Regions from separate parts of the Homo sapiens genome. Here region 2 is linked to region 1. Evidence: read pairs that join two places in POLR2A ChIA-PET (ENCODE). Cell type or tissue: HepG2. All regions are shown on one strand. Each heading gives the region's core, and the rest is flanking DNA. Links, peaks and the distances in the headings are about the cores only. Region 1 has its middle 11 kb from the start of TOB1. Region 2 has its middle 37 kb from the start of TOB1-AS1.

Region 1 (12,134 bases), core at 1-8,000:
TGGGGACACAGATGCCAACCATATCACCAGTCCATGAGAAGAAGCCCGAGAAAGAAGCTAAAAAGAGGAGATAGAACCGTCCCCAAATGTCCCTTGCCCAGAAGAAAGATTGGGTAGCTCAAAAGAAGGCAAGCTTGTTTTCTCTGAGCCCTCTCTTACAAGAGCAGAGGAGCAGACTGCTGAGGGCTAAACCAAACAACAATTTTCTTTCTTTCTTTTTTTTTTTTTTGAGATAGAGTCTTGTTCTGTCACCCAGGCTAGAGTTCAGTGGTGCGATCTTGGCTCAGGGCAACCTCCACCTCCCGGGTTCAAGCAATTCTCCTGCCTCAGCCTCCCCAGTAGCTGGGATTACAGGCAAACCCCACCACACCAGGCTAATTTTTGTATTTTTAGTAGAGACAGGGTTTCACCATGTTGGCCAGACTGGTCTTGAATGCCTGGCCTCAGTTGATCCGCCTGCCTTAGCCTCCCAAAGTGCTGAAATTACAGGCGTGGGACACCACGCCCGGCCCCAGACAACAATTTTCTATGAGGATTTTTCAGATAAAGACAATCAACATATTAAGCAATAAATAAATAGATAAGTAAATAAGGGGCCAGATATTTTAGGCCGCAAGGTCCCCAAATCTCCTTGCTATCCAGGGTGGGCCGGCAGTGAGAAAAGGTCACAGTCATGGCAGAGCATAGGTTCAAATACTGGCTTTGTGACTTTGAGTAGTTAACTTCTCTGTGCCTTAGTATTATCATCTATACAACAGAATAATAATGGTAGCCATAGTGCCTCTCCAGGGTAGTTGGTCCTGGGCCTCATTGCTTCAGTTTGTTGGGGATAATTGCTGTTGCACGTCCCTGCCAATGATTGGAGCAAGAACCAGGAGGGGAGAACAGGCCCCTCTCCCAGAGCAAAGTGAGAACAGATGCAGTCTCCTTTGCTGATAAGGAAAGAGTCCAGGAGGAGGGTAGCTGGAGAAGAGAGGGGGAGAGCAGGAGGGCAGGAATGAGAGGAAAAAGAAGAGGGATGGGGAGATGCATACACACATACGCACACACTCGGGGTTGTGCAGTTGGAGGCCCAGGAAGAAAAGATAAAGTGTAGTAATTTGGTTAGAGATGAGGAACCTCTGAGACCTCCATGGAGGCCCTAAGAATATTTCTGAACCCTTCATTCCCAGCTCCAACACCTCGGGGCACAGAACTAAGCTCTCAATGACCCCTTATTTCAAGTGCCACTCTCCATCTCAATGTACCACAAGGGGCAACAGAATAAAAGGGGAAACAGCCTTAGGACCCTGGTATGATCAATAACAGACTCAAAGCAATCCTCACAATCATTACAACCAGCAATTTTACCCTGTGACCCTAATAAGCGCTGAAGCTGGTGTTTATGGATGACTAGAACACAGCTTTAGTGAGACTTACACGGATGGTAACCCATCCCTGTCCCAGACCTCATAGAAGGTGGGCACCCTTTACCAATTAGATGCCCTTTTGGTAGGGTTAATAATTTCCATTACTAATAGCTTACAGCACTTAATATGTGTTCAACATGCATTATCTCATTAAATATTTACAACCCTGTGATGTGTATATTTTTCACCTCCATTTAATAACCTGTCCATTTCAGAGATAATGAAACTGAGGCTCAGGGAGATTGAATAATTTTCCCAAAGTCCCTGGCCAAGCAGGGAACCAAACCTAGGCGTGTCTATATGACTCCAAAGGCCACGTACTTAACCGCATGTGTGATATTTTCCACCACAGATTCAAGAACAGTCAAGTCTGGTTTCGTCTCATTTTTGTGTCCTCCCTTCTCCCTGCTAATATACCAGGAAGTTTTACTTCCTAGGATTCTCATGAAAAGGCACGTTTATAGCCAGCTGACCTCCCCTAAATAGGCTGAGCACATGCCCTTGAGGCTAAGCCGTGCGGGGAGAGGTGGAGGATTTGAGCCCTCTCTCACCACAGAGTAAAGAGAGTGCAGGTTATTCTATGTAGGGAAGAGGATTATGCTGAATGCTTTATTTATCTTACATGCTCATCACACCAACCCTAACAAGTAGAATTTGGAACCCTTTTACAGTTAGGAAATCTGAGGTGGAATCGTTTTAACAGTGCACTGCTATTTAAGGTTGAGTTTGAGATTTGATTCAAAGTCTGACCCCAGGCCAGGCGTGGTGGCTCACACCTGTAATCCCAGCATTTTGGGAGGCCGAGGCAGCGGATCACCTGAGGTCTGAAGTTTGAGACCAGCCTGGCCAATATGGTGAAACCCCGTCTCTACTAAAAATACAAAAAAATTAGCCGGGCTTGGGGCTGGGCACCTGTAATCCCAGCTACTCAGGAGGCTGAGGTAGGAGAATCCCTTCAACTCAGGAAGCAGAGGTTGCAGTGAGCCGATATTGCGCCACTGCACTCCGGCCTGGGTGATAGAGCAAGACTCTGTCTCAGAAAAAAAAAAAAAAGGAAAAAAAAAAGTCTGACCCCAAAGCCCACGTTCTTTCTCATAGAGGATCACGAGGAGTAATGTTATTTGGAGGCTGAATGAAGCCCCCTACACCACTCTAGAGCATTCTTACATCTGCAGGGGAAATTGTGGGGCCTAAACATGTGTCCCCGCTGGTCAAGTGAGTGTGAGACAAGGATCAGACGCTGGTGTCTTCTGTGCCAAAGCAGGATCCACACTCTGTACAGAATAGTGATGCTCTCTGAACAGTCCCAGGTCACATGAAGGAGTTTGGCCAGCTTGTGGTGGTATTTTCAGTGGATGACAGAGTGCTCAGCCACCAAGAGAACTTAGGGAAGCCTGGGGAAGGGCATTGCCCGGGGAAGTGACCCAGGCGAAAAGTTATTTGGGAATGTTAATTTCTGGCTGAAATTTATACAAAGCTTTCCCTTCAAAGCCTCATTCTTTGATTTATGTTCAAACCGGAAGATATTACAAGCACCCAAAAAGCCAAACTGGAAAAGGAAACTGCAGAGCTCCACAGACTTGTTGCCTTGGCCAGGGGTAGGGTGTGGCGATGGGAGTGGCAACTGGGAGTGACCTGGGGGTGTCTGAGTTTGTGCAATGAACACGCACTTTCCACCAACACCAACTTCTGGAGGGGTAGTACCTGCTGTGAGCCCTGACATCACAAAACCAAAAGAGGCTTTGTCACTAAAGGTAGGAAAACAAATGAGATGACCCCTAGAGGGAGCTTCTAGCCTGAGGAAGTTTCTAGATTAAGCATGAAACTGAAACTGTCTTAAAAGGAAGGAATTCGACATCCCTCTGACACAGCCTGACGCCCCTCTCAGTCCCACCTTTTCTTTCCTTGGACTTCTTACTGGTCCTCCCCATCTCACTCCTGGGTTTGATGAATAAAGAAGTTTTAAACTATTTCTCTTTCATAATGTTTCTGTACAAAGCTTGAAACAGTGAAAAAATAAGTTAAAATGTTCAAATTCAAAGGCAGGTTCTCCCAGGAGAGATGGGCTGGCAGCAGAGCTTCTATTTCTGATTTCCTCTGCCTTTTTCCCCAAGGGTTAGCAGCACACATTCTTCCTACTGTGGCTACATCTGATGAAGAACACACACACACACACACACACACACACACACACACACACACCAGGACCAAGGTTTTCCTCTCAACTGCCTGTTCCTCCACTGGAGCTGGGAATTTGAGGGAGCCCAGGCTTCCCCGGGTGCTTCCAGTGGACATTGTACCCATTCTTCATAGCTGGATATCTCCCCCCAGATCTAGCATCCCTAAGATAGGCACAGTCTCACCCTTTTTTGTTCATACCCCTACATTTTCCTGTGTATTATGATTATTTGGGCGTGTGTGTTATCGTTTGCTAGAATGTAAGCTCCTTTAGAGGTTCCGAAGGATTGTATATATCACTGCCAGTTCCTAACGCAGGAGATGCTTAATAAATGTGTTGAGTGGATGAATACAGGAGCTGTTTTTAATCATATCTCACCTTGTTTGAGAAAGAATTTAGGGACAAGAATGGAATCTGAGCCCAGGGCAGCCACTTGAGTCAACATCACCCTTTTGCTATCACAAGTACTAGTAAAGCTCAGGACCCAAGACTTCAGTATGTGAAGTGCCTATAGTTGCTTCTCAACAAATCTAATCATCCAGAGAGCAGTCGCAATGTAAGTAAGTAAAGCTAGCACGTAGCCCTCAAACTCATATCTTACTCCATTGTGTTTTTGCAACCGATTTCCCTTTCCTAATTGTGCCTGGCAAAGGCTGATAGCAAAATAAGTTTGGGATTGCTGAGCAAACAATCACAAGTGAGGTTTGCAGGAGAGGGGGACTGGGCACAAAGTGCAGCTTAGATGACTTCTAAATAATCAGGTGGGGCTCTTTTTATAAAATCGACCGGTTGAGGTCAACCAAGGGAGCAGGATAGTGTAATGGTTAAGGATCATGGACTTTGGAAACAGAATCCCACAGTTCAAATCCTAGCTCCGCTGGCTGTGACTGTTGCAAGCTCTCTGCCTCCACTTATATATCTGTAAATGGGAGAAACAGTACAACCTTCAGAGGGTTGTTATGAAGTTGAACTGAATTTAAATGGGGCAGTATCTAGCACATAGTAAATTCATATAAGGGTTGCCATTATTACTACTGAGCTTTTGGGGTTGGTCATTCCCTCTGGATTCCATAAGACTTTGTGATAGTATAAAAATCATCCTTCAAATAGGCAGTGCTTTACGTAGGAGCAGTTCCCCATCCTCCTTGAAAATCTGGGAAAAAAACACGCGCACAATCTTTGGGAAATGGCGGTGTCAGAACTTCTGCAAAGCCTCCTTCCGAGGAAACTGATCTCCAGGGCAAGTTGTCAGGCAGTGTATGCATAAGCTCTCTCCTTTACTGTCCTTTCCACCTTTCCCAGGCCCTGGAAGCAAAGGCAGATAGAAGACATAACACCCTGGTCCCTTGCCGGCTGCCAGACCCTTCTCCTTTGGCAGATGCTCCTGGGGAGATAAGCTCTCACCTCCATCTCTCTATTCCTTTTACACAGAACCCAAAAAGTTCTTTGAACTTTAGTGGTTCAGAAAATAAACAAGAATCTTCTTTCTAAGTTACCAAAAAAAAGTTTCCTTCCTTTCTTCCAGCCTTTTTCAAGATTCACAAAGAAGAATTTCCCCAGGTAAAAATCTTTTATAGCTGTGTGAAAACTGTTTGTTCTCAAAGTCTTTAGTTAAAGAGCCTCTGGTGACACCTTAGTTTCTAGAAAGGTTGACTGCAAAGATTGCAGCTATCTTAAACCTTGTATTAAAATGGTTTAAGAGATTCCTATCATGTTTTCTGGAAATAAAAAGAAATTAGAATAAAGTAAGTCACCAGGGCTCCACAAAACTTTAGAATGGCAGGTAGTTTGCAAAACTAGGAGAGTTCTTTTTGGGAAAAGAGATTTGAGGGCAGTAGGCAGATCTGGATAATCAGAGTGAAGAAAGAATAGGCATTGTCATTACAAAACAAAACAAAATTCAACCTTCATCCTTACTAAAAATGCATCGATGGGGCCGAGCGCAGTGGCTCACGCCTGTAATCCCAGCATTTTGGGAGGCCAAGGCGGGCAGATCACGAGGTCAGGAGTTCGAGACCAGCTTAACCAATATGGTGAAACCCCGTCTCTACTAAAAATACAAAAATTAGCAGGGCGTGGTGGCACGTGCCTGTAATCTCAGCTACTCAGGAGTATGAGGCAGGAGAATTGCTGGAACCCGGGAGGCGGAAGTTGCAGTGAACCGAGATTGCGCCACTGCACTCCAGCCTGGGTGACAGAGTGAGACTCCGTTCCCCCTCCAAAAAAAAAAAAAAAGGAAAAAGAAATGCATTGATGGCTAGTGGAGGGGTGGCAAGGGAAAGCCATCTGAAAGGAATACCTGCATTTAGTGCAAAACAGAAAAAGATGTTCCTATGCCTGGAAACTACTGAACCTGTGTCACAAGGTGTCTGGATACTGTACTAAAGTGTACAATATTTGCAGGGTAGGATGATTCCATTTCTTTCTTTTTCTTTTTTTTTTTTTGAGATGGAGTCTTCCTCTGTCGCTCAGGCTGGAGTGCAGTGGTGCGATCTCGGCTCACTGCGACCCGCCTCCTGGATTCCAGTGATTCTCCTGCCTCATCCTCCCCAGTACCTGAGATTACAGGCACGTGCTGCCATGCCCTGCTAATTTTTGTATTTTCAGTAGAGACGGGGTTTCACCTATTGGTCAGGCTGGTCTCAAACTCCTGACTTCATGATCCGCCTGCCTCAGCCTCCCAAAGTGCTGGGATTACAGGCATGAGCCACCACACCCGGCCAGTAATTCCATTTCTTAAATCATACTGATATGATACTGATAGCATTCCTTTCTATCAATATACAGAAGTCATTTACTTATACTCACCATTTGCTAGAAAACAAGCTAGACTGATGCCACGTCCATTCTTGACACTCTTTCTTTCTGGCCTAAAGGAAGCACAAAATCGTTTTAAGTCAGTCTTCACACTCCAAAAGAGTGTGCAACATAATTTTCCAGCTTTCTCACTAGCACTAAGAAAGAGGAAAAAAAGACCTCAAAAGCTATAGAAGGGCATGTGGAGAATCAGAGTTTAAAAATAGCTGCAACCTGATGGCCAGGAAGGAAGTTTATGTTTAACATTCAGTGCAAAAAACAAAACAAAACAAAACAAAACAAACCCCACATGAAATCAATGTCTAGCTCATTTTGTCAATGTGGTTTTTCCACAATTATTTTTGAAACACTTGAAAAGTGTATAGGCAGAAGGGATGCGACCTACGGTATATGCCAAAGTTTGTCTAAAAATATTTTACACCTGTTCTCTGTACTGCACACTGGTCATATTTTATCAGTGAAGTAAGTACTCATAATGCCAGACGGAATGTGTTTTTCCTTCCAAGTCCTCTATGTTTTTCCCTTTGGTAAAGCGAACCTCCTCTTCTTTTCTACCTGCACTAAAATAAAGCTAGCACCATTATCCATGTGACGTATCCACCACCAAGCTACATTTTAACTACTATTCCTCAGGCAATATTGTTTAAATAAGAACAACTATGTCAATATTTTTCACAACAGCAAGGACATTTTAACTTAGCAAACACTTATGGCTGCTCCCAAAAGGAAATGTCAACTAGTATACTGAGTTTTAATCAACTTGCCAACTGTATGAAAAAGAATGCACTAGTTGCCTTCAGTGCTTCAAAACTAGAAATACAAACTCCGTGATACTTATTCTTATGAAAATAATTATACTTATTTTATGAAACATGAGCTTTTAGAATATTACTGTAGAATTTCAATTTTCTGTTGACGCAAATAACTGACAGCAACATGTTCACATAAGGCAGTTATAATCTTCATTTACTTTCCTCATTTTAAAGGGCAGCGAACATGGCTAGAATTCTGGACTTTATGGCTTCTAAATACTGTGAGCCCCTATGGACACATGTTCTATTAGTTGACTGACAACTCTTAATAGCAAATGATTAGTTCTCATAGCTCCTCAGGGAAGCATATTGGTATCACTGTACTCATTTTGCAGATGAATAAACTGAGCCATCTGAATCAAATGACTTCATACAATTCAGCAAGGAATTTAGACCTGTAGTTTCAGTTAGCCACTAGACAACTAGACAGGGACTGCCTGTTGATTAAATGTTTTCGTCTAAGGTTTGCCTAATTGTGAGATGATCTCAAAGTTCTCACTAACAGACTATATATACAAACCAAGTCCTCTAAGACATAAAATCTTAAAACTTCAAATACTGAGAAATGGTTAATGTAGGTTTTACTATTAATACTTACGAGTCAAATTCCATTAATAAGACTTTCAGCCCAATCTAAACCACCTAAAGCTCAACTAAGGGGTCAGCAATATTTGCTTCAATCAAATGCCAACTAACCCAACAATGTAAACAGTATTTAGTATAACAGGATTTAATCCACATAGAAACTACAGAAATTCTCCTGAGCCTTTTTTTTTTTTTTTTTTGAGATGGAGTCTTGCTCTGTCGCCCAGGCTAGAGTGCAGTGCCTGGTTCACACCATTCTCCTGCCTCAGCCTCCCGAGTAGCTGGGACTACAGGCGCCCGCCACCACACCCGGCTAATTTTTTGTATTTTTAGTAGAGACGGGGTTTCACTGTATTAGCCAGGATGGTCTCGATCTCCTGACCTCGTGATCCGCCCACCTCGGCCTCCCAAAGTGCTGGGATTACAGGCGTGAGCCACCGCGCCCGGCCTTGGCCTTTCTTTAGAGTGTTTATCAATAAGCACAGACAAGGAATGGTTGTGAAAATAGCAACAGGAGGTTAACGGTTACAACTTTACTTGTAACCGACCACTAAATGTAGTCAGGGAATCATCCAGTAGTTCTGAAAAGAGATGTAATTTATATGACTGAATTATGAAAACCAAAAAAACTAGAGCATTGCTAGGTGTGGTGGCTCACGCCTGTAATCCCAGTACTTTGGGAGGCCGAGGTGGGCAGATGACCTGAGGTCAGGAGTTCGAGACCAGCCTGGCCAATATAGTGAAACCCTGTCTCTACTAAAAATACAAAAATTAGCTGGGTGTGGTGGTGTGCACCTGTAATCCCAGCTACTCAGGAGGCTGAGACAGGAGAATCGCTTGAACCTGGGAGATGGAGGTTGCATGGGAGGTAGAGGTTGCAGTAAGCCAAGATTGTGCAACTGCACTCCAGCCTGGGCAACAGAGCAAGACTCCATCTCAAAAAAAAAAAAAAAAAAAAAAAAAAAAAAAAAACAAAAAACTAGAGCAATGATATAACAATGATTTCTAAAAACATTTCCTTATTGCCTATGAGTTCAGTTTATGACCAATAGAAATATAAAGTCTCACTCAAAATATCATCATGGCATATTCTGAGCATGGTTAATAGCCTTCCACTAGACCCCTCTCATTAACACTTTTGTAAAGATTCTGCAAATTACGTAGCTAATACATCGAAAATGGTGTTATTACCCTGACTTCAAATCAGAATAGCAACTAATCTGAGGGAGCAAAGCATAGTGCTTAAGAGCGTGAACTCTGGAACCACTACCTGCATTTGAATCGCTAGTCTGCCATGTATTGGCCATGCAATCTTGGGTCAGTGAAGCTTTCTGTGCCTCAGTCCCATCCCCCTCCCCCTGACCCAGTCTATAAACTGGGTTAGAACTACACTTGACACATAGTAAGTGCTATATGTTTATTTCCTGATTTAAAAGATTTTTAAAAATGGCTCCAACTACATGTTTACATAAGCCACTCAAAAATGGTTTCAAACTGGGCATGCAATTGGAAAATGTGCTAATTTTCCAATTGTATGCCCACAGATAATTGATCCTAAATCATTTAAACTACAAGATATAATCTTCCTAATATACCACAAAAACTAAAGCACTCTGATCTCAAATGACCTCCTGGGCCAAACTGATTAAGCGTCAATTGATTGGTATACTAAACAATGCAATGGGTTTTATTCAGCAGTGACCATTTTACATACTTGTCTTCTGTTTTTCTTGTATCTGTTTTTGCACTAGAGTTGTCACCCAGCATCTGACAAAAGCATGCATTTCCAGTCAAGCAAGGGTACGTATCTGATGTAGCATGCCTATGCCATTTTCTGTTTGTGTACCGAAAGGATATAAAGGAAGGTCTACCAACCGGCATTTTACTTCATTAGCTTAAGTATGTCCAATGAGACATACTTTGTTTCTTTCTGTGTCACAGTGACTTATTTTAAAATAATCGAAGTCCTGAAGATTTATTAAGTCTCTCAATTAAAATGCCAGACATGTATATGGGAACGAAATTTACACCCGATTGGAAAAACATTATTTTATTTTATTTTTTTGAGACTGAGTTTCGCTCTTCTCACCCAGGTTGGAAGGCAGTGGCACAATCTTGGCTCACTGCAACCTCCGCCTCCGGGTTCATGTGATTCTCCTGCCTCACCCTCCCAGCCTGTAGCTGGGACTACAGGTGCATGCCATCACACCTGGCTAATTTTGTGTTTTTAGTAGAGATGGGTTTCGCCATGTTGGCCAGGCTGGTCTCAAACTCCTGACCTCAAGTGATCCACCTGTCTCGGCCTCCCAAAGTGCTGGGATTACAGGTATGAGCCACAGCACCTGCCCTGGAAAAATATTTTAAACTCAGAGTACCTTTAGTTTCACCTTCAAAAGCTAAGTTAACTAATCACAGCATATATTGTTATCTTTAAGGAGGCATTTTGAAGAAGGCCTATATTTACATTTGCCATCTATTATAGGCGAAAAGGACATTTCACAATGTACCTGATTTCAGAAACGACAAGGCAGGGCAGAAAACGAATATACTAAACTTAGAAAGCCATTTTTTGGTATAATATTCCTTACTCATCCATGAGCTATGAAATCTGTAAGGCAACATTTTGGACACTCAGGGTATTCAGAGGCTGCTACAGTATCTGTAGTTATAGGAGTCAAAAAGATGGGAAAGGCCTGTGAAAATAACGAATTCATCAAATTGTCAACCGAAATGGTCTCCCCACAGAGAGTCAAAAGTGTGATGGCACCTTGGGGAGAAAATGACTTGGAACTAAGATGTAACCTTTTCTCAGATGTGCTAGGCAAAAGCACCTTTTAAAAAATTCCCATTCCTAATGAACAAAAAGGGCATGTAAACAGGGCCTTTGTTCATTTTTTAAAAAATTATGAAGTCCTCGCTGGATGCGTTGGCTCGCACCTGTAATCCCAGCATTTTGGGAGGCCAAAGCGGGAGGATCATGAGATCAGGCGATCGAGACCATTCTGGCCAACCCCGTCTCGTCTCTACTAAAACTATAAAAATTAGCTGGGCGTGGTGGCGCGCGTCTGTAGTCCCAGCTACTTGGGAGGTTGAGGCAGGAGAATCACTTGAACCCGACAGGCGGAGGTTGCAGGGAGCCAAGATTTCACCACTGCACTCCAGCCTGGCAACAGAGCGAGACTCTGTCTAAAAAAAAAAAAAGATGAAGTTCTCAAGGACACCAAGCTCAAGTTTTAATAAAACCAATCAAGATCACATTTTGAGTTAGTCATTCTCCGATGTCAAACATATGTACCAAGATGAAATTTCCCTAAGATTTTTGTCGATACATATATCCTTAAGATCTGAAACAGATATTCAGGCTTATGTTAACCTCAGTATTTAAAATCTGAATATATTAGTGCTTGGCTGGGTGTGGTGGCTCACGCCTGTAATCTCAGCATTTTGGGAGGCCAATGCGGGCGGATCACCTTAGTTCAGGAGTTTGAGACCAGCCCAGGCAACGTGGCGAAACCCTGCCTCTACAAAAAATACAAAAATTAGCAGGGAACGGTGGCACGCAGCTATAATCCCAGCTATTCAGGAGAGTGAGACAGGAGAATCGCTTTAGTGGAGGTTGCAGTAAGCCAAGATGGCCCCTTTGCACTCCAGCCTGGGTGACAGAGTGAGACCTTGTCTCAAAATAAAATGAATATATTAGTGCTCCAGACAGTTTCAAATTCTATTGTTGACCAGGCGCAATGGCTCATGCCTGTAATCAGAGCACTTTGGGAAGCCAAGGCAGGCAGCTCATTTGAGGCCAGGAGTTCGAGACCAGCCTGGTCAACATGGTGAAACCCCGTCTCTACTAAAAATACAAAAATTAGCCAACATGGTGGCGGGCGCCTGTAGTCTCAGCTACTCGGGAAGTTGAGGCAGGAGAATCACTTGAACCTGGGAGGTGGAAGGTTGCAGTGAGCCGAGATGGTGCCACTGCACTCCAGCCTGGGTGACAGAGCAAGAGACTCCGTCTCAAAAAAAAAAAAAATTCTATTATGTTCCGTCCAGCTGCCTTATGATTTTCAGAAAAAGCACATTACACTTGAGCCTTCATTTATAAGTAGAGTTTTCTCCCAAATGTAACTTTATCAGTCTGTAGCAGAAACTAGTGCTTAAAGCCATTATCCTGATGGTTCTTACAGCTATTCAAACTTCGTGATCACAAAAGCATGTAAGTGGTAAGTGTTGGCAGACCAGATCTCTGCTGCTTGCACCCATTATTCCAATACTTCTTCATAGCCTCGTTCTGTTCCCTAAAGAACAAAAGCCTCACCATGGAGCTGACAAACAGCT
Region 2 (12,513 bases), core at 4,210-12,209, 52 kb after region 1:
CTCAACTGAACATTTTCTGCATAACTTGGAAAAGTGGTAGATTGTTACCCACAAACAAAGGACTGCTCATCCAGGTAGTATATGGGGTGCACTGATGTCTTGAAGATCTTAACAGAAGGACTCTGATACTGGATGTTCTTTATGTGTAGAAAAGTGCCTTGTTCTACTTAAAGTTCTCATTCACTCAAAAACATTTACAGAGGAGTTAATAATCACAGATAATAACAGTAGCTAACGTTTATTGAGGGCTTAGTATGTGAGAGGCACTGCTCTACCTGCCTTATGAATAGTAACTCATTTAATCCTCAACAACCCTCAGGCAGGAACTATTGTTAAGACAGTCTATAGATGAGCAAACTGAGACAGAGAAGGCAAGTAACTTGCCCAAGGCCACGGAGCCTATGGTATATTGCCTGTCCCTCCATGCACAGGGCTCTCAGCCAGCTTAGGGTAGATGACACAGGCCCCGCCCTCATGGAGCCTAATTGCTCATGTGAGAGAGACATGGAACAAGGAACTTCGGTACTTGGTGCTGGGGACACATACAAGGTGATAAGAGGTATAAGAAAGAAATGTTGGGCCGGGTGTGGTGGCTCACACCTGTAATCCCAGCACTTTGGGAGGCTGAGGAGGGCAGATTTCTTGAGGTCATGAGTTCGAGACCAGCCTGGCCAACATGGTGAAACCCCATCTCTAATAAAAATACAAAAAATTAGCTGGGTATGGTAGCACACACCTGTAGTCCTAGCTACTCAGGAGGCTGAGGCAGGAGAATCGCTTGAACCTGGGAGGCAGAGGTTGCAGTGAGCCGAGATTGCACCACTGCACTCCAGCCTGGGTGACAGAGTGAGACTCCATCTCAAAAAAAAAAAAAAAAAAAAGTTGGACTGCTGGACTGCTAGCTGATGACTTCAGAGGATCAGAGGGGGTGACATTTTAGCTGGATCCTAAAGGATAAGTAGGAGTTCAGTAGGCTGACAAGGGTGGGGTTTGTTGCACAGAGTAACCTTTGCGAAGAGGATAAAACATGTAAAATGTGGAGGTGGAAGAAGAGTAACTTACTTGAAGAACAGTGAGAATTTCTGAGTGATTGGCTCCCAGGGTCCACAGGGGAAGCAGCAGGAAGAAGCCTGGAAAAGCAGGTTGGGCCAAATCATGGAGGGGCTAAAGGAACTGTACATTAGTTGGTGAGAAAGGAAGACTTACTGGAGATATTTAAACAGAGGAGCAGCATGATTACATTTGTGTTATACTTATGAGCAATGGGGAAGATGGACAGGTAGGTGAGAGTTTAAAAAGGAAACCAGAAAATCAATCAAAAGGCAGTTGGAGGCTCACACCTGTAATCCCAACACCTGGGAAGGCCAAGGCAGGAGGATCGCTGGGGTCCAGGAATTTGAGACCAGACTGGGCAACATAGTGAGACCCCATCTCTAAAAAAAAAAAGTTAACCTGGTATGGTGGTGCATGCCTGTGGTCCCAGCTACTCAGGAGGCTGAGATGGGAGGATCGCTTACGCCTGGGAGGTCGAGGTTACAGTGAGCCATGATCACACCAGTGAATTCCAGCCTGGGTGACAGAGCAAGAGCCTATCTCAAAAATAAATAAATAAATAAATAAATAAATAAATAAATAAATAAAAGACAGTTAGAATTAGCTAAGAAACACATAGTCCCCCAAGGAAGGAATTGGTGGGCAAAGTATTTTAAGAAGCAGAATCAATAAAACTCAGTGACCCTAAAGCTTCTCACCTGGGCCTGTGTGAATGGGGAGGACATTAACCTTGGCAGGGAATAAAGGAGGAAGGGCTCATTTGTTCATCTATTTGTTCAACAGACACTTTGTCAGAGCACAGGAACCTGCCTCAGGTACTGGGGCTACAGCGGCGATTCAGACACAGGCCTGCTCTCACAGAGCTCATAGCCTCATGGGCAAGGCAGACAAGTAAACACACTGATTACAAGGCAAAGTAGTGTGTGGGCCGCCCCCTGAGTCAGAGTCTGATGGTGACATCTTGACATCTCACCCTCGCTGGCATGGCCAGCCCTAGAGGCAGCACTGGTTCCTCTGGTCACTCTGCCACCCCCTCACTGAAGAGGTCCACTCTGGCTTCCCCAGGGCACAGGGGAAGAGCCTGATGTGGACATTTGGTGACGGCAGAACTGGAGCCAGGGCACAGCTTCTATGAAGGCAGGGCAGAAACTGGGCCTCCCAGTGGGTGAGCCACGTCAGTGCCCATCTGGGAAATCCAAGAGCCAAATGCTGGTAGAACTGGATAGAAACCCCTAATCAAGGCTGTGGGGGGAACAGAGCCAAGAGTTTATTTTTAATTTATTTTTATTTTTTTAGAGACAGGGTCTCACCCTGTTGCCCAGGTTTAAGCACAGTGGTACAATCGCAGCTCACTGCAGCCTCAAATTCCCAGGCTCAAGCGATCTTCCCACCTCAGCCTCCTAAGTAGCTGGGACTACAGGTGTGCACCACCACACTCAGCTAGTTTTTAAATTTTTTTGTAGAGACAGAGTCTCCCTACGTTGCCCAGGCTGGTCTTGAATTCCTGGGCTCAAGCGATCCTCCCAGCTCCGCCTCCCAGAGTGCTGGGATCAGAGGCATGAGCCACCGTGCTCAACCAAGAACCAAGAGTTTAAAGCTGGGCAGATATGAGACAAGAACAAGCCAGAATATCCAGGGATGATTATCCTAAACCCCAGGGAACTCGCTGTTTTCTCTGATGGCTGGTATGCGCATGGTACTCGGGTTATAGGGGCTGGCAAAGAGGGTCAGAAGTAGCCCTCTAACCAGTGCACTGGTTTCTACATGCTGCAGAGAAGTGGCCCAGTCATCACATCCTTTTCCATCCTCCCAGATAACCCGCATCAGTTCATCTGGGTGTGCTGTGGATTGCAAGGCATGAAGATTGACTATCTGTAATTGTTTCTGCAGGAGGCAAGCTGCAGGAGACGGAGGGAGGTAGAGCGAGGGGCCAAGTACACAGAGAGCAGGGCCTGTGAGGAGAGGATTGTCCCCCACTCTCCCTCTCCAGTTTCCTCTCTTTAGAAAGAAAAAGGAATGGACAGGGTCAGCAGAATCTGGAGGCTGCGTTGAAGCTGCCCGTGCTTCTGAACGAAGCAGCCAGTGCCGCTCGACCATCTGGGACACCGGTGGAATTCAGGGCCCCTCTCAGGACATTCAGGGCATGTGGACAAGGTCAGCCACAGGGTGAGGGAGATGGGTAGAGAAAAAGATAACAGGAAATGAATAAGAAAGGGAGCTGCAAAGAGAAAAAAGAGAGCTGGAGAGGAGTAAAGAGGTGAAGGCCCTGTTTCCTGTCCTTGGATTCTTACAGCTCTGCTCACAGCAGCTTCATTTCACACAGTGGCACCGACAACTGATGTGACCGCTTGGGGAGGCAGTAGTGGCGGGAGAAGGCTGGGTTGGGGACCAACTGGGTATGGCATGAGTTTCTGAACCTGGAGAACCTGAAGCCTGATGATCCCTGATGGGAGATGACAACAGGTGGACTGAGCCACTGAGGGGAGGGAGGCGAGCTGGGAGGGGAGGGGGGGGTTCCACGGCAAGCATGTGAATGAGGACACTGGTGGCTGGAGTCCTGGGAGCACCGCAGTCTCCTTTTGGGGTTGATCGGAGCCCTTGGCAGCTTGGGCAGCAGCCATTCATTGCTGTCTTCATTTTATTAACTTTAATTTGTAACTGGGTTGATCAGCAACTGTTCTTCCTGGAGGGTGTAATTAGGGTTATAAATAAAGTCAAGTGGAGAGTTTGGACAACCAAGGGCTGTGCATTCTGTGCTATACTGAGCCCGGGGCCCCCCACGACACCCTCCCTGGAGGACGCCATTTTCCAGCAATAGGTTTGTTGCCTCATTGACTCAAAGGGAAGGCTGAAGTCGCACAGAACCTCATACTTCATGATTTGGAAGGAGTCAGCGTTGGCAACCTTGATCTTCTAGAAACCAGCCATTTGGGGTATTTCCTGGTGGAGCCTTTTTAATTTAGAGCCCACAGCATTCAATTGATCCCAGATGTCCCAGCTCTTCCTTGAACCATCCAGGTATAGTGCATGCTCCTCCCCACCTACCCCATCCAGGCTGGACCCAAGGTCTCTCAGATCTGACTGCTTCTCTCCACCCCTACTGCCCAGGCTTTAGTTCAAGGACAACTCAGTTTCCCTCTGGATTATTCCTTGGTCCTCCTGGTCTCCCATGGCCCTCTCACTGTCTCCAAAGTAACCATCCTAAAGTACAAATATCTCCTTGTTACAGCACTCCAGGACAACCCCAAACAGCCAGCCCCTCACATCTCTTGCCTTTGCACATGCAGTTTCCTTCTCTTTGAATTTGTGTCTCTCTCTTGCCCTTACACGTCCATCATTGCTTGGTCTGAAATTGGTCCTCTACTCTCTTAAATCCTGTGTGTCAGTGTCATTCTGGATTTGCAGATGCATTTTGGACAGGGATCGTATCTCTGAATTTTTTTTCTCTAAGGTCTATCCCAGATAAGGCCCATATATAGATGTTCTAGGTGATAAGGTTCTAAATGTTCTATGTGATAAAGCTGCTGCTGTATATGTGGCTAAGTGTTGAAACCAACACTCTCCAATAAAACTTTACGTGGCGATGGAAATGTCCCATATCTGCCATGTCCAATATGGTAGCCACTAACAACATGTGGCGATTGAGCATTTCAAATATGACTATTGCAGTGAAGGAACTAAATTCATGGTATTGAATTTTAACTTAAGTAATTTAAATTCAAATAGCCACATCTGGCTAGTGGCTACCATATTGGACAGCACAGGTTTGGCTTAAGCCAACTTGGAATAAGGGTTAGTTAACAAGACTTCCTGCCTGTATCAAATTCAGCACCTCACAGCTATTTTTCAATCTTTGAATAAAATAAATAGCAGTAACAACAATATTTAATCCAGGATTAAATATTGTTTTGATAGCTCAGACTGGGGCAATGTCACAGGCTTATCATCCCAGGCAAACTTTTGATAGTCCAGGGCAATTTCATCTGTTTAAAACATGCTGAGGCTGGCGGTATCTTGCCAGCAAATGCCTTCTAAAGAAGGTGGAACATGGCCGGGTGTGGTGGCTCATGCCTTGTAATCCCAGCACTTTGGGAGGCTGAAGCAGGTGGATCACTTGAGGTCAGGAGTTTGAGACTAGCCTGGCCAACATGGTGAAACCCCATCTCTACTAAAAATGCAAAAATTACCTGGGTATGGTGGTGCATGCCTGTAGTCCCAGCTACTTGGGAGGCTGAGCCAGGAGAATCACTTGAACCTGGGAGCCAGAGGTTGCAGTGCACTGAGATAGCACAGCTGCAACTGCACCCCAGCCTGGGTGATAGAGTGAGGCCCTGTCTCAAAAAAAAAAAAAAAAGAAGAGGAAGAAGGTGGAGCATGATGAACCCAGCTAAGTGAGCTGCTCCAGGCATGAGTAGTGGTATTCCCCAAGCAGGGGAGAATGGTTTCTTAGGTATCCTGAAATGTGAGAGAAATTATATCCCGAGAGTCTTACAGGGAAGATCTGAATTTATCCTAAAAAGGTTATTTATTGGCCCAGCCCTAAAAACTTTAAAACAGGGGTAGAAATAGGACTAGTTCAGCAGATGTGCAGTGCCAGGCTGTTAGGTTTCCTTAACTCTTGCTCCAAGGGTAGATCCTTTCTTCTGCCTGTACTTTCTTGGCAATTAGCAATGTGTCTGAATACAAAAAGAAAGCTTAATCCTTTCTTTCTGGGCAGCTGCATCCTTTGAGTTACGGAAGCCCGGAGCTCTCTGGTGACTGATGGCAAGGTGGAACAATGGGTCAGACAGGGAGGTGAGAGCAGGGGTAGGACACTGACAGCAAAAATACAAAGTTCTCCAGCTCCAGTGCCTACCCCAGTTATCAGCCTGTGCTAATGAAAAGTGACGACTCAGGAAAAGAAACTCTCAGCTGCCTTGGCCTCTAGAAGAAATGGTTTTGATGGGGGTCGGGGAGCAGCAGGCTGGGGAATAGGATGAGGCTGCCAGCATGGCAGTAGCTCTGTTTAAAAACACCCTTGGCCAGGCGCGTGGCTCACGTCTGTAACCCCAGCACTTTGGGAGGCTGAGGTGTGTCAATCACCTGAGGAGTTCGAGACCAGCCTGACCAATATGGTGAAACCCCATCTCTACTAAAAATACAAAAATTAACCGGGCGTGGTGGCATGTACCCGGCACTCAGGAGGCTGAGACAGGAGAATTGCTTGAACCTGGGAGGCAGAGGTTTCAGTGAGCCGAGATCGCATCACTGCACTCCAGCCTAAGCCACAGAGCGAGATTCCGTCTAAAAAACAAACAAACAAAAAAAAAACAAAACAAAAACAAAAACACTCTCACAGGATGGGAAGAGCTAACAAAAGGAAAATAATTATAGCATTTTAGCCAACACTGTATCTGCTTAAACTCACATATAAATAGATCCTTAAGCCCTTCTCTACTCGGCATAGCCACTTTAACCTCATCCATGAGCAGGGACTTTGAGGGGGCAGGAGAATGTTTTCTGGTGAAGCAAAGAACCGCCCCCACAACCAAAGCACCACACAAACTTACGAAAAAAACAAACAACAACAACAACACCAAAAAAACAAACAAACCCTGCTCAGTCCCTGGGGAAGAGAAAAGGCCAGGATATGGAACAGGGAGGGAAGGGCTGCATTCAAAATCCCGTCCTACCCATACATTGTAAAATGGTACAACCACTTTAGGAAACAGTTGGGTGGTTTCTTTAAAAGTGAAACATACACTTACCATGTGACCCAGCAATCCCTCTTCTAGTTACTAATGCGAGAGAAATGAACACATGCATCCACATGATGATTTATATACAAATGTTCATAACTGCTTTACTCATAATAGCTGCCAACTGGAAACAACCCAGATGTCCAAACACAGGTGAATGGCTACACAAACTATAACATATCCATATAATGGAATATATTACTCTGCAATAACAAGGAAAGAACTATGATAGACGCAACAATATGAACGAATCTTGAAATCATTAGGCTGAGGGGGAAAAGTCAGAGGTAAGAGTAGAGTAGAAACTGTATGGTAACGTATACAAAACATGCAAATCTGATCTGTCATGACAGAAAGCAGATTGGTGCTTGCCTGGGGCCAGGGAAGGGGCATGACTGACTCAGAAGGGGCCACAGGGAACCTTTCAGGGTAACGGAAATGTTCTCTACTTTGGTTATTGTGGTAGGTATGCAAACATACAACAGTGCACCTAAAATGGGCACATTTTGTTGTGCGTAAGTTAGACCTCAACAAAGTTGACTTAAGAAATAATTCCTTCCCGAGAGCCTGGCCTACGAGGTGCGGGCAAGCAGAGAGGCCTCCCTCAAGGCACTGGCGATACTGCCAAGCTGGAAAAACGGCTCGCTGGCAGCCTGGAAAAGGCCGTTCTCTGGCTCTTGATCCTTAAAAGGCTGGAATTTCTGGCTGAACAAGAAGGCCTGGGCCCAGTCCCCAGGGGGCAGCTTCTCCTCAGCTCTGGGCAGGGTGCCCGGCCACCCCTCACACAGGTGCTGGCTTGCTGCCCAAACACAGGACCAGGGGGCCTGGGCAGGCCCCCACAGCCCTGCTGGGGGAAGAGGAGGAGACCAGCCCGTAGCCAGCCCAGCCTCAGCCCCAGCAGCCTGTGGCTGGCAGGGCCTCTGCCTACACAGCAAGCTCTCAGAGTGGGGGGATGGGAGCAGCGCCCAGGCACCCACCCAGCTCCCCCAACCCAGAGTGTCACCGGGGACCTTTACCCTGAATGGGGATGGTTTTAACAGCCCCTAGAGAGGGTCAGGGCATCTGTGACAGGACAGGGTCTGAGCCCCGGACTTTCACCTCTCAGCCCAGTGCCCTTTTCCCCGCAGCAGCCTAAGCTCCCAGTGATTCTCTGGGGGAGGGATTTCTGATGGGGCTGGTTCTAAAGAAAAGCTCTCCAGGGCAGGGCCTGTGAAACCCAAGGACTGACTGCTGCGGGGGCTGGATAGCCTTTGGGGACAGAGGAGGGGAGAGGGTGGCAGAACCTAAACAGCTGCGGCCGCTGCTTTGTCCAAGGGCAACCCAGCCTCCCAGGTGTGGCCATCACCTCTGCCTCTGACCTGAGTCTCAGACCAGAGCCAGCTGAGGCCTGGGTGCTCCCTTCAGCCCCTTCTGGTTCTGCAATTCAAGGCCCAGTTAACCCCCTGTGGGGTCATAGAGAAGCTTGCAGAGGGTGAAGCCTGGGACCTGATTCTGCTCACCCTGGACTCTGGCCCAGCCAGTGCCTTCTGGCAACAGGGACCCTCTGGGGTCCCAGGAGCCCTGGAACCTCCTCTGCTCCCTCTGGCTCTGTCTCCTGCCCCACCCCCTTCCCTGTTGCCACCTGCACCTGTTTTTCCAGCCTTGCTCAATCTCTCCAATCCACAGGCTGTTTGTTCCCAGGGGTCGCCTCCCCTTATCTCCCAGGCAGCTGTTGGCCATGGCCTGAAGGTACAGAATTCATTGTTAACTCTTCAGCTTCCCTCACACACTCCACCCCCAAAAACCATAGCAGCAAAGAGCACCAGGGAGGGCCCAGGTTTGGGGTCTGGGGTCTGGCCCTCCCTGCTGTGTGACCTTGCCTCATTGTGTGACCTTGAGCTGGTCACTTACCCGCTACACTTCTGTTTTCTCATTGGTAAAATGAGAGCATTTTACCTTTTTATTACCTCAGCTCTGTACCTCTTCCCCCGCCACACACACACACACTCACAAACTCTTTCTCTCTCTCTGTCTCTCTGTTCTTAAAATGTAGGGCTATCAAGTAACACTCATCCAATAATTATTAATTCAGGAGCTGATTTTTTTTTTCCAGACAGTCTCGCTCTTGTCCCCCAGGCTGGAGTGCAGTGGCTCGATCTTGGCTCACCTCTGCCTCCCAGGTTCAAGCAATTCTCCTGCCTCAGCCTCCCAAGTAGCTGGGATTACAGGCACCTGCCACTACGCCCGGCTAATTTTTGTATTTTTAGTAAAGATGGGGTTTTCCCATGTTGGCCAGGCTGGTCTCAAACTCCTGACCTCGTGATCTGCCTACCTCGGCCTCCCAAAGTGCTGGGATTACAGGCATGAGCCACCATGCCCGGCCAGGAGCTGATTTTGTATGAAGCAAAACTAATCAGAGCTTCTGAGCAGCATGTCCTGGTTTTGTTTCATACAAAACAGAATCCTGAATGAGTAATTACTGAATAAATGTACATTTATCATGTCCCTCATAATTCCAGCAATGAAACTTGACATTTTAGTTAAGCCAGTGTACCCTTCTCACAGATAAATATTCTATTTTCTGTTAGGATTTTATAAAGATAAAAAACAGCAACAGGTCTCTTTCTCCCTGCTCTTTTCTGATCTGGGGTGGGGTGTGGGGAGCCAGGAACAGGTGATCTTCCAGACCCCTTGTATTGCTGGGTTAGGAGGCCCACGTGTGTTCCATTGGCGAATACACTAGTCAATCATTAGGCCCATCATCAGTCCCACCTACCAATGCCTGGCCCCCATCAAAGACCAGTACAGAATAGAGAAGGGCCAGCAGGACCGGGGCAGAAAACCCTGCTCCCATCACAAACCCTTCTGCCTCTGCCCGCCCAGCCCACAATGAACACCAGAATTCAGAGCTACTGCCAGTGGAAATGGGAAGGGACCACCTCTGTGAGCACTTTAGGATTTCTCCAAGGGATGAGAAAGACTGGTTAAGAGTTCAGGGGGGCACAGTGGCTCACACCTGCAATCCCAGCACTTTGGGAGGCCGAGGCAGGAGGATCACCTGAGGCCAGGAGTTTGAGACCAGCCTGGTCAACATGGTGAAACCCCGTCTCTACTAAAAATACAAAAATTAGCCAGGCATGGTGGCAGGCACCTGTAATCCCAGCTACTGGGGAGGCTGAGGCAGGAGAATAGCTGGAACCTGGGAGGCAGAGGCTGCAGTGAGCCAAGATTGCGCCACTGCACTCCAGCCTGGGCAACAGAGTGAGACTCTGTCTCAAAAAACAAAAAAAAAAAAAAAAAGGCTGGGCACAGTGGCTCACGCCTGTTATCCCTGCGCTTTGGGAGGCTGAGGCGGGTGGACCATGAGGTCAAGAGATCAAGACCATCCTGGCCAACGTGGTGAAACCCTGTCTCTACTAAAAAAAAAAAAAAAAAAAAAAACTCTACTAAAAAACAAAAACAAAATACAAAAAAATTAGCTGGGCATGGTGGCATGCGCCTGTAGTCCCAGTTAGTCAGGAGGCTGAGGCAGGAGAATCACTTGAACCCGGGAGGCGGAGGTTGCAGTGAGCCGAGATTGCACCACTGCACTCTAACCTGGGGCGAGACTCTGTCTCAAAAAAGAAAAAAAAATCCATTCCCTACTGGACAGTCTACCATGATGTCTTAGAGGTGCCTCAAATTCAATTTGTTTAAACCAACCCATTGTTCTCCCTCTGGGGATGGGAGGGATGCCCCTCTGGCTGAAACCCCAACCTATACATCTGACCGTCAATCACCCAGGCTCTGCCTTCTGACCCTTAACTCCCCTCAGCCCCTGTCAGGACTTCTAGGCCAGAGCTCCAGTTCCTAATGGTGTTTTCTCCTTCACCTCCCTCAGCCCAGTCCTCACCAGGGCCCTCATGGCTCATGGTGGGGGCCTCCCATCTTCCCACCCATCACCACACTGGAGCCAGGGGGCTTTTTCACATCACCTGTGATTGATCATCCGTAGCCTTGATCAAAACCTTCAGTGACTTCATGCAAGGACACAACATGTATGCGAGACAATGGGGAGAAAAACAGGGAGTAACTAAAGTTCTTGGGGGAAAGGTGGTGAACCACTAATCACTCCAGACCTTTAATTTCACAAATGAGAGATATGAGACTCAGAGACACAGAGTACCCAGCTCAAGGTCACCCAGCAAGGCAGAGGGAGATGGTGTATTTGGGGGACAGTGACGCTCTGTCCCACCTGGCATGCTGTCCACCCCCCATGTCCTCACTGGGCACTGTACTCCAGCCACATGGAGCTTCTGTGTGCCCTAAACTTGAACAGCTCTTTCACTCTACTTCCTTCCTCATGTAGGCATGTCCTTCCTCTCCTCCCCACATCCACAGTCCTAGCCACCCGCCCAGGCCCAGCTCAAGTGCTGCCTCCTCCAGGAAGGCTTCCCTGAATGCCTATGCTGACCTCCTCTGCATGCCTTCCCTCCCATCACTCAGCATTCTCAGGTTTGGTTAGAATCATTCTTGGGCATGTCCTCCAGACAGGGTGGGACTTGTCTTACTCACCTTCATATCTTCAAGAGCACCCTGCACAGTGCCTGGCCTGTCACAGGTGCTCGACAGGTATTTCTGGAAGGAATTATCATTACATTTATATTGTCATTATGCATGTCTGGCATTGACAGTTGAGTCAGCCACTGTGCTCAGTGTACGAGTCAGAAGACATGCGTCTTCAAAACAGTCCCAACGATTAGCCCCATTTCACAGATGAGGAAACTCAGGCTCAAAGGAAATTGATTGCTTGCCCTGGGTCCCACTGCTGGAAGGAGGCAGAGTTGAAACTTGACCCCAAGTGCGGCTGATTCTAAAGCCTGTGACTCTTTGTTTTTGTTTTTGTTTTAAAGACGGAGTCTTGCTGTGTTGCCCAGGCTGGAGTGCAGTGGCATGATCTCTGTTCACTTCAACCTCCGCCTCCTGAGTTCAAGCGATTCTCCTGCCTCAGCTTCCCAAGCAGCTGGACTACAGGTATGTGCCACCATGCCCGGCTAATTTTTATAATTTTAGTAGAGACGGAGCTTCACCATGTTGGCCAGGCTGGTCTCAAACTCCTGACCTCAGGTGATCTGCCTGCCTCTGCCTCCCAAAGTACTGGGATTACATGTGTGAGCCATAGCATCTGGCCCAGCCAAGCCTATAACTCTTAATCTCTGTGTTCTCTCTGCAGCAGGGATGACGGCGCTCCTGGAGGCTGGCTGGGAAGCTGGTCAGGGTCCCAGGACTCTGACACCCCCAATGGCCCTTGTAGCCTTGGGGAGTCCTGTGATCCAAGGCTGGAGGACTGAGTCCCCTCCAGGTCTCATAGCAGACGAATAGCAGCTTCACCCAGGCCTGTTTTGTCGTGGCCCCATTCAGAGGCCGCCCTCCTCTGTGGTTTAGAGCATGCCCTGGAATCCCTAGCACAACCAGGTGACGAGAGTTCCCCGCTGGCCCCCTGCCGCGGGAACACAAAGTACCTTTGCACATAACCTTTCTTTGTCCTCTGCTGGTGACGGCAAATAGGGCAGGCCCAGGGCAACGTGGTAAGGTGGCAGAAGTTTGTTTTGGACAGTGTTTGCAGCTTCTCTGTTCCCTTTCCACCAGGGGTTACCTCCTGCTGGCTGACCCCTTCCTGTGCTGCGGGCTGGAATATAGGGTTTAACCCTGTTATAACCCAGAGGAACACAAAAGGAGGAACATCAGGCTTTATGGAGAGACT

The links. ChIA-PET counts read pairs that join two places held together with the same protein. Peaks named below come from ENCODE experiments on the same cell type or tissue, not always from the same donor. Only the 100,000 strongest peaks of a DNase experiment are listed, where the experiment ranks them.
Region 2: POLR2A ChIA-PET joins it to region 1 with 33 read pairs; 33 of 35 experiments call an interaction of 5 or more read pairs at or near these places.

What each region holds. Positions count from the first base shown.
Region 1 is chr17:50,849,085-50,861,218 of GRCh38, forward strand. It overlaps the pseudogene RPL5P33. Among named protein-coding and RNA genes, the nearest start is that of TOB1, 11 kb to the right of the region's middle. In HepG2, for the core only: a CTCF peak has its summit at 3,191 (motif pointing right); DNase peaks (open chromatin) are centred at 3,187, 4,367 and 7,057; H3K4me3 peaks cover 2,614 bases; H3K27me3 peaks cover 839 bases.
Region 2 is chr17:50,897,174-50,909,686 of GRCh38, forward strand. No RefSeq gene overlaps it. Among named protein-coding and RNA genes, the nearest start is that of TOB1-AS1, 37 kb to the left of the region's middle. RefSeq lists an enhancer at 11,658-12,513 and a silencer at 12,095-12,389. In HepG2, for the core only: a CTCF peak has its summit at 7,525 (motif pointing right); DNase peaks (open chromatin) are centred at 7,221, 7,908 and 8,458; H3K4me3 peaks cover 2,136 bases.